Linked DNA regions of Homo sapiens: regions 2 and 3 are each linked to region 1. Evidence: chromatin loops called from intact Hi-C (ENCODE). Cell type or tissue: endothelial cell of umbilical vein. All regions are shown on one strand.

Region 1 (2,500 bases):
AGGTGGGAGGAAGTCAGCCTGCAGGTGGGAGGTTTCTGTCTCAGGATTGCTGATACCCCTGCATGCTGCTGGGTTGCAGCCTTGGAGTATATGGCCTATGAGACATGGCATGTCTGATTTGATGGAAAAAGCAGCGGAGAACCAGTGAACCAAGCTATTCCGTGTATTGACTTTTTAATACGTTTACTACAAGAATCTGCCTTTTAAAGTACTTTTAAATAAGGTTATAAACATAAGTGTGTTTTGGACACAGCCTGCAGCAAGCATGCCTCTCGAGGTGTAAGATGAGTCAGCTACACATGCTCAGGGGCCCGTTCCACCAGCCACAGTAGCTGCAGAGGGTGAGAGCAACTGAAGCAAGAGAAGCTCTTAGTAATTAGGGGAAGGAAGCCTCCACTTGACACCGCATCACCACCAAGTATTTATTGAGTGTCTTTGGTGTGCAAGGCAGGAGAATATCTTCTATGGATTCTACATATTTCAGGGTTACCAGAGTTATAAAATCCCTTGAAATCTATATGCACAAATTGTAAATACGTATGCAGCTTTTTATAAGTGTTCAAATTCTGCCTTAATTGTGCTCAAGGATCAGGGTCTCACCCCAGCATTGTATACCATTGATAGTCATGATTTCCTTAGTGAAATTAAGTAAATTGACTTTCAGAGACTTTATTTCATATTCATCATGTCCCCATGTAGCCATGAAAAAATGATATGTTTAATATTCATCTATTTGTATGATTAAAACAAAATATCCGCAACTACTGACGATTCAATGATCAGATATTTTACTGTAAATTAATATCATCATAAACTCCTAGACATTAGACTTCAGACATTCAGAGCCCACTCGATGCTTGGCACAAAGCAGGCACCAAATACATATTTATAGAATGAATGAACAAATGAAGGAAGAAACAAAGAAATGACTAATGCACCAACCATTTATCAGGAAGTTTAACAGGGAAATTCAACAACCAGATTTGTTTTGCTAATCTTATTAAAGTGCAACATGTTTGTTGTAAAAATAGATCCACATTCGTCATTGAACTGGACAGTCTAAAATAGATCCAAACCCATTGTTTGATTATACTTCACAAATGTAAGGTAAAATAGATGATACTATCTGTCATTTGCTTGATGCTATTGGCAAATGTGAAGCAGTTACCAGCATAAAAGCTTGGAGGTTACTCCGAATGTATATAAACAACAGTGGCTAGGCTCACAAGTGGGAGAGAGTCTAAAAATAGGTAGGCGATCCCTTATCTCGTTGCATTGAAAATTGTGTTTATATGAAGTGATATTATTAGAAATGATGTGTGAGAAAAGAATTTCTGCAATGTCTCCTACAAATTAGAGTGAGAAAATGTATCTTTATGCAGCTTTGAACAAAGGATTATTATTGCTGGACTGTGGACCAAAATTTTAGTCAAGTTTTTTTTTTTTAATGAAAAGAAACTGTTCATTTATGCAGACATACAACTTTGTGTCCTATAGAGACTTGTCATCTGCTCTTAAAGTTAGCACCCTATTTTTCCTCTGGATGTCCACTGAGAAACCCACTGGTGTGATGGTCATTGAAAAAGAGAGTTGTGTCAGAATGCCCTAAAATCTTAGTGGCTTAACACATTCCCAAGTTTATTTCTCATTCACACTACCCGTCAACATAGGTTGGCAGGCATTCGGATCCACAGGGTCACACAGAGAACCAGGCCGACCGACCCACATGGTCACACAGAGAGAGAACCAGGCCGACCGACCCACATGGTCACACAGAGAACCAGGCCGACCGGCCCACATGGTCACACAGAGAACCAGGCCGACCGACCCACGTGGTCACACAGAGAACCAGGCCGACCAGCCCACATGGTCACACAGAGAACCAGGCCGACCAACCCACATGGTCACACAGAGAACCAGGCCGACCGACCCACATGGTCACACAGAAAACCGGGCTGACTGAAGTTTGCACTGGAGCTTTTCACAGCCCCCACTCAGAGGTGAGATAGGTCACCTTTTCTCATTAGCCAAAACTGGTAAGATGGCCTTCCCTGACCACAAGGATGCTGGAAAGTGTAGTCATCTTTTCTCTGTGCCTGGAGAGGAGAGAGAAGTGAAAATTGGTAAGCAATATTTCTATTTTAAAAGTGGTTAGAGTGTAGTGCAATGAATCTAGCACCATTGGTTCAGTTTTAAATGGACTGATTCCATTTGTCTAATTCTGTGTCAGTTGGCTGTTTTCTGACCCCTGAGAATAATTTAGTCTGGCTGATTCCCCCATTGTACCAATTGCCTGGCATATGACAAATGCATTTTTGCCTGTAAGACAATCTTTGCCTAGGAAAGACAGCCCTAATTTTTATGTCTTGTATTTTCCAGTAAGCTAATCTGGAGTATCAGTTTTTAAGACTGATACACAATTAGATGAAACTAATTAAGGACAAAACATTTGCCACTTTTAACTGTTGATAAGTGAAACTGAGATTTCCCCCCACCCCAT
Region 2 (2,500 bases), 100 kb before region 1:
TTTCATCAGCACCAGGCGTGCACGGCGTTAGTCATGGTCCTTGCTCTCAAGGCACTGTACTTGTAGCAGCAGTATGGTGCAAATGTGCAGCTGAACAGTGGGCACAGGTTCCTGGTTAGCATTTAGTGCCACAGGAATGACAGGGAGGTCTTAATTGTGATCGGACCGTGGGAGCTGGATTACCCCAGACTGTAGCTCACTTCCCTGTAAGCTTTTGGTAGGGAGCTTGGAATTAGCACCATTAGTAGAAACAGATTTCAAAGGGAATGGTACCTGTTCCGTATGAAACACTTTAAAACTCCCGGTGTCCACACGTCTTTAAAAAAGAGGCTTAAAGCAGTTTCATTTCATCAACCCCAAACTGGAGAAGCTATGAATGACCACACTGATGAATATGTCCTAAAATATATGTATATTATATAAAGTGTAAAAACAGACAAGCAGGAACATACTACCAGTTTCTATCACAGCTACCCTTAAACTATCATTGGAGGGCAATTAAGTGGGTACAACCTCTAGCTATTTGGAAATATGTATAAAAATGACAAATGCCTGGTTGGGTGCTGTGGCTCACGCCTGTAATCCCAACACTTTGGGAGGCCTAGGCGGGTGGATCACCTGAGGTCAGGAGTTCGAGACCAGCCTGGCCAACATAGTGAAACCCCATCTCTACTAAAAATACAAAATTAGCCGGGTGTGGTGGTGCATGCCTGTAATCCCAGCTACTCGGGAGGCTGAGGCAGGAGAACCGCTTGAACCCAGGAGGCAGAGGTTGCAGTGAGCCAAGATCGCGCCATTGCACTCCAGGCTGGGCAAAAAGAGCAAAACTCTGTCTCAAAAAAAAAAAATTAAAATTAAAATTAAAAAGTAAAATAAAATGATGAATGCCTGTACTCTTAGACCCAGCACTCCCAGTTCTGCCAGTTCATGCAGCAGATACATATGCACACGTACAGAGAAGGATGCAACAGATACATATGCACACGCATACAGAGAAGGATACGTATGCACACGCGCACAGAGAAGGATACATATGCACACGCACACAGAGAAGGATACGTATGCACACGGGAACAGAGAAGGATGCACAAGAACATACATTCCCTAGTTGACGGAGTCGCAGATTAGAAACAACAGAAAAGCGTCCATTAAACAACAGTTTGAACCTGTGTTGAGATATCAGCATCCCTTCTCCTTCTCTCCCCCACTCCCTCTGCCCTCTGCAGGTTTTATTCTCAGCCTGATTTTCTCCATTGGATGTCAGCCCTAGGCTGGCATTTGCAGAGAGAGATGGTGGCTCCTGCAGAGCTTACGGCCTGTATTTTATTGGGCTGTGTTGAGTTACCCCTGATGTGAGCAGGAGAATGGGATGTTCTGTAAATTGGCCTCTAGCCCATCGTGAATTCATATTTTTTTTATAATGTGTGAGTCACACTCCCTTCTGTCTTCATTTCCTTTTCACACTCCCAGCAGATCATTCTCTCTATTCTGATTGGCATTTTATACATGAGGCAGCAGAGGCTGAGACCTACTGTATTTTGAGACACTGTAGCTTTATATGGCATAATTAAATCATAGTCATCAATCACTCTTAGGAGGTAAGGATTATTATTGGCATTTTCCAGATGAGAAAAATGGAGGATGAGAAAGGTTAGGCATCTTGCTGAAGTCACAGCAGACTTAAGTGCCGGAGTTGGAGCTGCATTCCGGTATGCTTGCATAGACTCTCTTCTCATGCTCACTGCACGCCAGTCACCTGGTATGCTGAGGCCCTGCCTCCAGGCCTTCTGATTCAGCTGGTCTGCAGCCCTGGCATTTCCAGCTCCTCAGGTGATTGGAATGAAAGCCAGAGCTGGGAGCCACTGGTCTACACCACCAGTAAATGATCGGGTTCTCACTTGATCATTTAATTAAGAATCTTGGTTTTCTGCTTTCAGTCTGAGAACTCTTGTTCATGCTCTCAGGCATGTCTTCACGCAGGAAAGTGATCTTTGAAATTAATAGGTGCTTGGAAAGCCTTTAAGCAGCAGGCAGTGGAGAAGGCCACTCAGTAGGAAGGGCCGAGCATGAAGCCTAGTGCACAGGCTTTTCAAGACCCCACGGAGGGTCTTCAGAAAAATGGGTTTCCTTTGTCTCCGTGGCTTCCAGTCTTTGTTGGCCAGCAGTTGTCTGCTTCAAATGAGCTGGCTCTAGAGGGGCCTGGAGAACCCAGAAAAACTTTGTGACAACCTGACAAGTTTGTGTTAATCTTCTGGGCATTGGCTTTCTGCACTTATTGCTCACTGAATCACTGAACCAGGCAGGTGGGGTACTGGAGGGCAGGGGATGGGTAAGAAGGGCAGCCTTTGGAAGGAAAATCAGCAGAGGGCAGGGACCGGGGAAGAAGGAGTAAGAAGGGAAACCCTTTTCTTAGGTTCTTATAAATCAGAAGAGCAATAAAGAAAAAATTTAAATCTAAAAAATACATGATTAGGATTTAAATCCAGTATGCTTCACTACA
Region 3 (2,500 bases), 94 kb before region 1:
TTGGCTCTGCTGCCTCTGATGAGGCACTTCCGTGTTCCCCACATTTGAATTTGCTCCCGATTCGAGAGAGGCAGGCATCCGCGGCAGCAGCTTCCAACCCAGACAGGCTTAAGCCGCGCGAGGGTGCCCGGGTGGGTGGCTGCGCAGGGCCCTACCTGGGCGGGAGCGGCTGCAGAGCCCTGTCCACGCGGTGCCTCCCCAGCACGGCACCTCCCACTCCAGGCTGTTGGTTACCTGGCCGGGAGCTGGCGGAGACCAGGATTTCTCCTCGCCGCCGTTGCTGTTGTTAGGGGAAACAGACCATCTGCATCTAGACCTGCCTCTCTCTCCGCTCCCCACTTCAGACGAGCTCTTCCTGCCTGGAATCTGGTAAGTGCCACCGAAGGTTCCGTTCCCTTTATTACTCGATTAGTGCCCACAGCATCAGGAGAAGGTTCTCTTACCGTGAATCCATTAGCTTTAACCCAAATGTGCAGGATTAGGGGGATTATTTGAACTTGCTTGCTTTCTTTTTAAAATGTCCATTAGACATTTTTTGCATGCTTCAAAATCAAAAGGCGGCACAGTGAAAACATTTTAATTATTTATGTATTTAACCTGTATCATCTTGTTTCTAACCTCTTTTCTTCAGGGTGGTGCAGTCAAAAATTACACAGATATTGCTCTGGTGCCTCTCCCCCCTTTTATGAATAAATTACTGCATTTGTCATCACTGTGTTCCTGAAATGTCAAAAATAGACACTGTAAAGGAATCTGTCATGCAGAGTTCAGAAATTTTCAAATTTCTGAGTTCAAAACCTCAGGTGAAGCGAGGACAGATCTTTTATTTAAAATTTGATTCTTTGTAGGCTTCACTGTGAAATAAGTTCAATTTAGAGCATAGCTAATGCAATCAGCCAGCTCGTGATGGGACAACATACTTCTCTATTGTTTTACATTCACCTCCTGGGATACACACACTTTCTCATTTGTTTTATAACCTTTACAGGAAATACCTGGGGATGAGTCACATGACCCCTAACTTGAGTTTTTACATGTATTCACCCAGATTAAATGATTTTGCTCTTATATGGATAAACGTGCAGTTAGGAACTTTAAAAAATTGTAAATGAGGTGCATAATCATTACTCATTGTCTTTTACTGCATTCTTCAGCCCTCAAACATACAAACTGTTATTCCCTTTAAGAGAAAATAAAACTGGCACTTATGTTTTCCTTTACTCTAAGTTAAAGACTACCCATGTTATGTGCCATTAAAAAAGATGTAGAAATTAATCTGTCTTTTTCTTTGACCTAATCTTACTAGCAGGGATATTGGGGCTCTACTTTTCTGTTCTCTCTCTCTCTTTTTTTTTTTTTTTTTTTTTTTTTTTAACATCAGCCACAGGTAATACTCTCCGGTAAACATATAACTTGAGGAAAATTGAATTAGGTTAATGCTGGAATAGAAAACCAGGGCAGTGCCTGCTCTTTTTGGATAATTCTGTATAAACAATGAGAAAGTCTCAGGCTGCCTTAGACAAAGGCTGAGACGGGAGCTCCTGATGATTTTTATGAGGGGGAAGAGGAGATGGTGAGGAGGAGGGCACCGAGCATGTGCAGCAACTTGAAGCATGTCAGAAAGAACATTTGCCAGAAATCTTCAAAACCGTGGCGGTCGGTAATGTGTGAAATTGAACTTCTGACCCTGTTTGCTTGATGGCGACTTCTCGTTGTGCTTGAGAATTGTGTGGCATTGGGTCCCTGGATGTGGGAGGAACAGCAAAGTGGTTTAGTGAATAGAGAGGGAAGTGCCTTCCTTTTTGGGTGGGACTTGCCATGATAGAGCCTGGGCCGTCACCTTAAAAGGAGATGTTTCTGTTGAGAGATGGAAAATTGGCAAGACAAACGCCATAAACCTTAACCTGTTTATAATTCCTTACCTGTAAGCTGCTTTGCACGCAAGGTGATGGTTCTACCTCATAAGGGACAAGGAAGAACAGCACATAAACCTGACTGAATGGAGTGTGGCTGTGGGTGGGAGCAGCTTTACAAGAAGGAAACGGGGCCCCCTCCTGAGACACCCCCGTTTGCTTCTGCTCCTTCCTTGCCATTGACGTGCCCTTCTCCTGAAACTACCCACACCTGTGTTTGGCAACAAGCGGCTGCCCCTTGATCCAGATGCATTTTTCAACTTGCGAACTCTCACCTCTTGCCAAGGGACCCAAGTACCTGGTTAATGATCTTTAATGTAAATGATCCTTTGCCTTGATTAACATTGAGCTGGGTTAGTATGCACAGGCCGAGCTCCGTGGTCCTCCCATGTGATCCCTTCCCTGCCAGCCACCTGCCCACCTGTAGGAACTGGGCATGGCCAGTTTTCTCTTTATGTGCTCTCTTTGCCTTGGATGGAATTTGGGCTGAGACCGATGAGGTGGAACCAAAGCTGTTCAGCAGAAGAGAGCAACCACAGAGCAGCCTGTTGGGTGGAGGGCTTGAGGGTTCCTAAAATCCGAGGACT

Evidence for each region. Peaks named below come from ENCODE experiments on the same cell type or tissue, not always from the same donor. Only the 100,000 strongest peaks of a DNase experiment are listed, where the experiment ranks them.
Region 2: a loop joins it to region 1, with 4 times the contacts of the local background. A loop is called at or near these places in 2 of 110 quality-filtered maps.
Region 3: it touches region 1 in a loop (8-fold over the local background); 2 of 110 quality-filtered maps call a loop at or near these places.

The regions. Positions count from the first base shown.
Region 1 is chr18:58,289,292-58,291,791 of GRCh38, forward strand. All of the region lies in intron 5 of NEDD4L (NEDD4 like E3 ubiquitin protein ligase), which reads left to right. Among named protein-coding and RNA genes, the nearest start is that of MIR122HG, 160 kb to the right of the region's middle. In endothelial cell of umbilical vein, no CTCF peak of the experiment used is centred here; DNase peaks (open chromatin) are centred at 380 and 990; H3K27ac peaks cover 2,500 bases.
Region 2 is chr18:58,185,038-58,187,537 of GRCh38, forward strand. The region is part of intron 2 of NEDD4L (NEDD4 like E3 ubiquitin protein ligase); the gene reads left to right. Among named protein-coding and RNA genes, the nearest start is that of NEDD4L, 140 kb to the left of the region's middle. In endothelial cell of umbilical vein, no CTCF peak of the experiment used is centred here; a DNase peak (open chromatin) is centred at 1,504; H3K27ac peaks cover 907 bases.
Region 3 is chr18:58,195,365-58,197,864 of GRCh38, forward strand. The region is part of intron 2 of NEDD4L (NEDD4 like E3 ubiquitin protein ligase); the gene reads left to right. LOC105372143 (a long non-coding RNA gene) reads right to left here and starts at 346. Exons shown (of 3, transcript NR_188086.1): 1 at 156-346. RefSeq lists enhancers at 1-169, 170-691. In endothelial cell of umbilical vein, no CTCF peak of the experiment used is centred here; a DNase peak (open chromatin) is centred at 997; H3K4me3 peaks cover 542 bases; H3K27ac peaks cover 1,261 bases.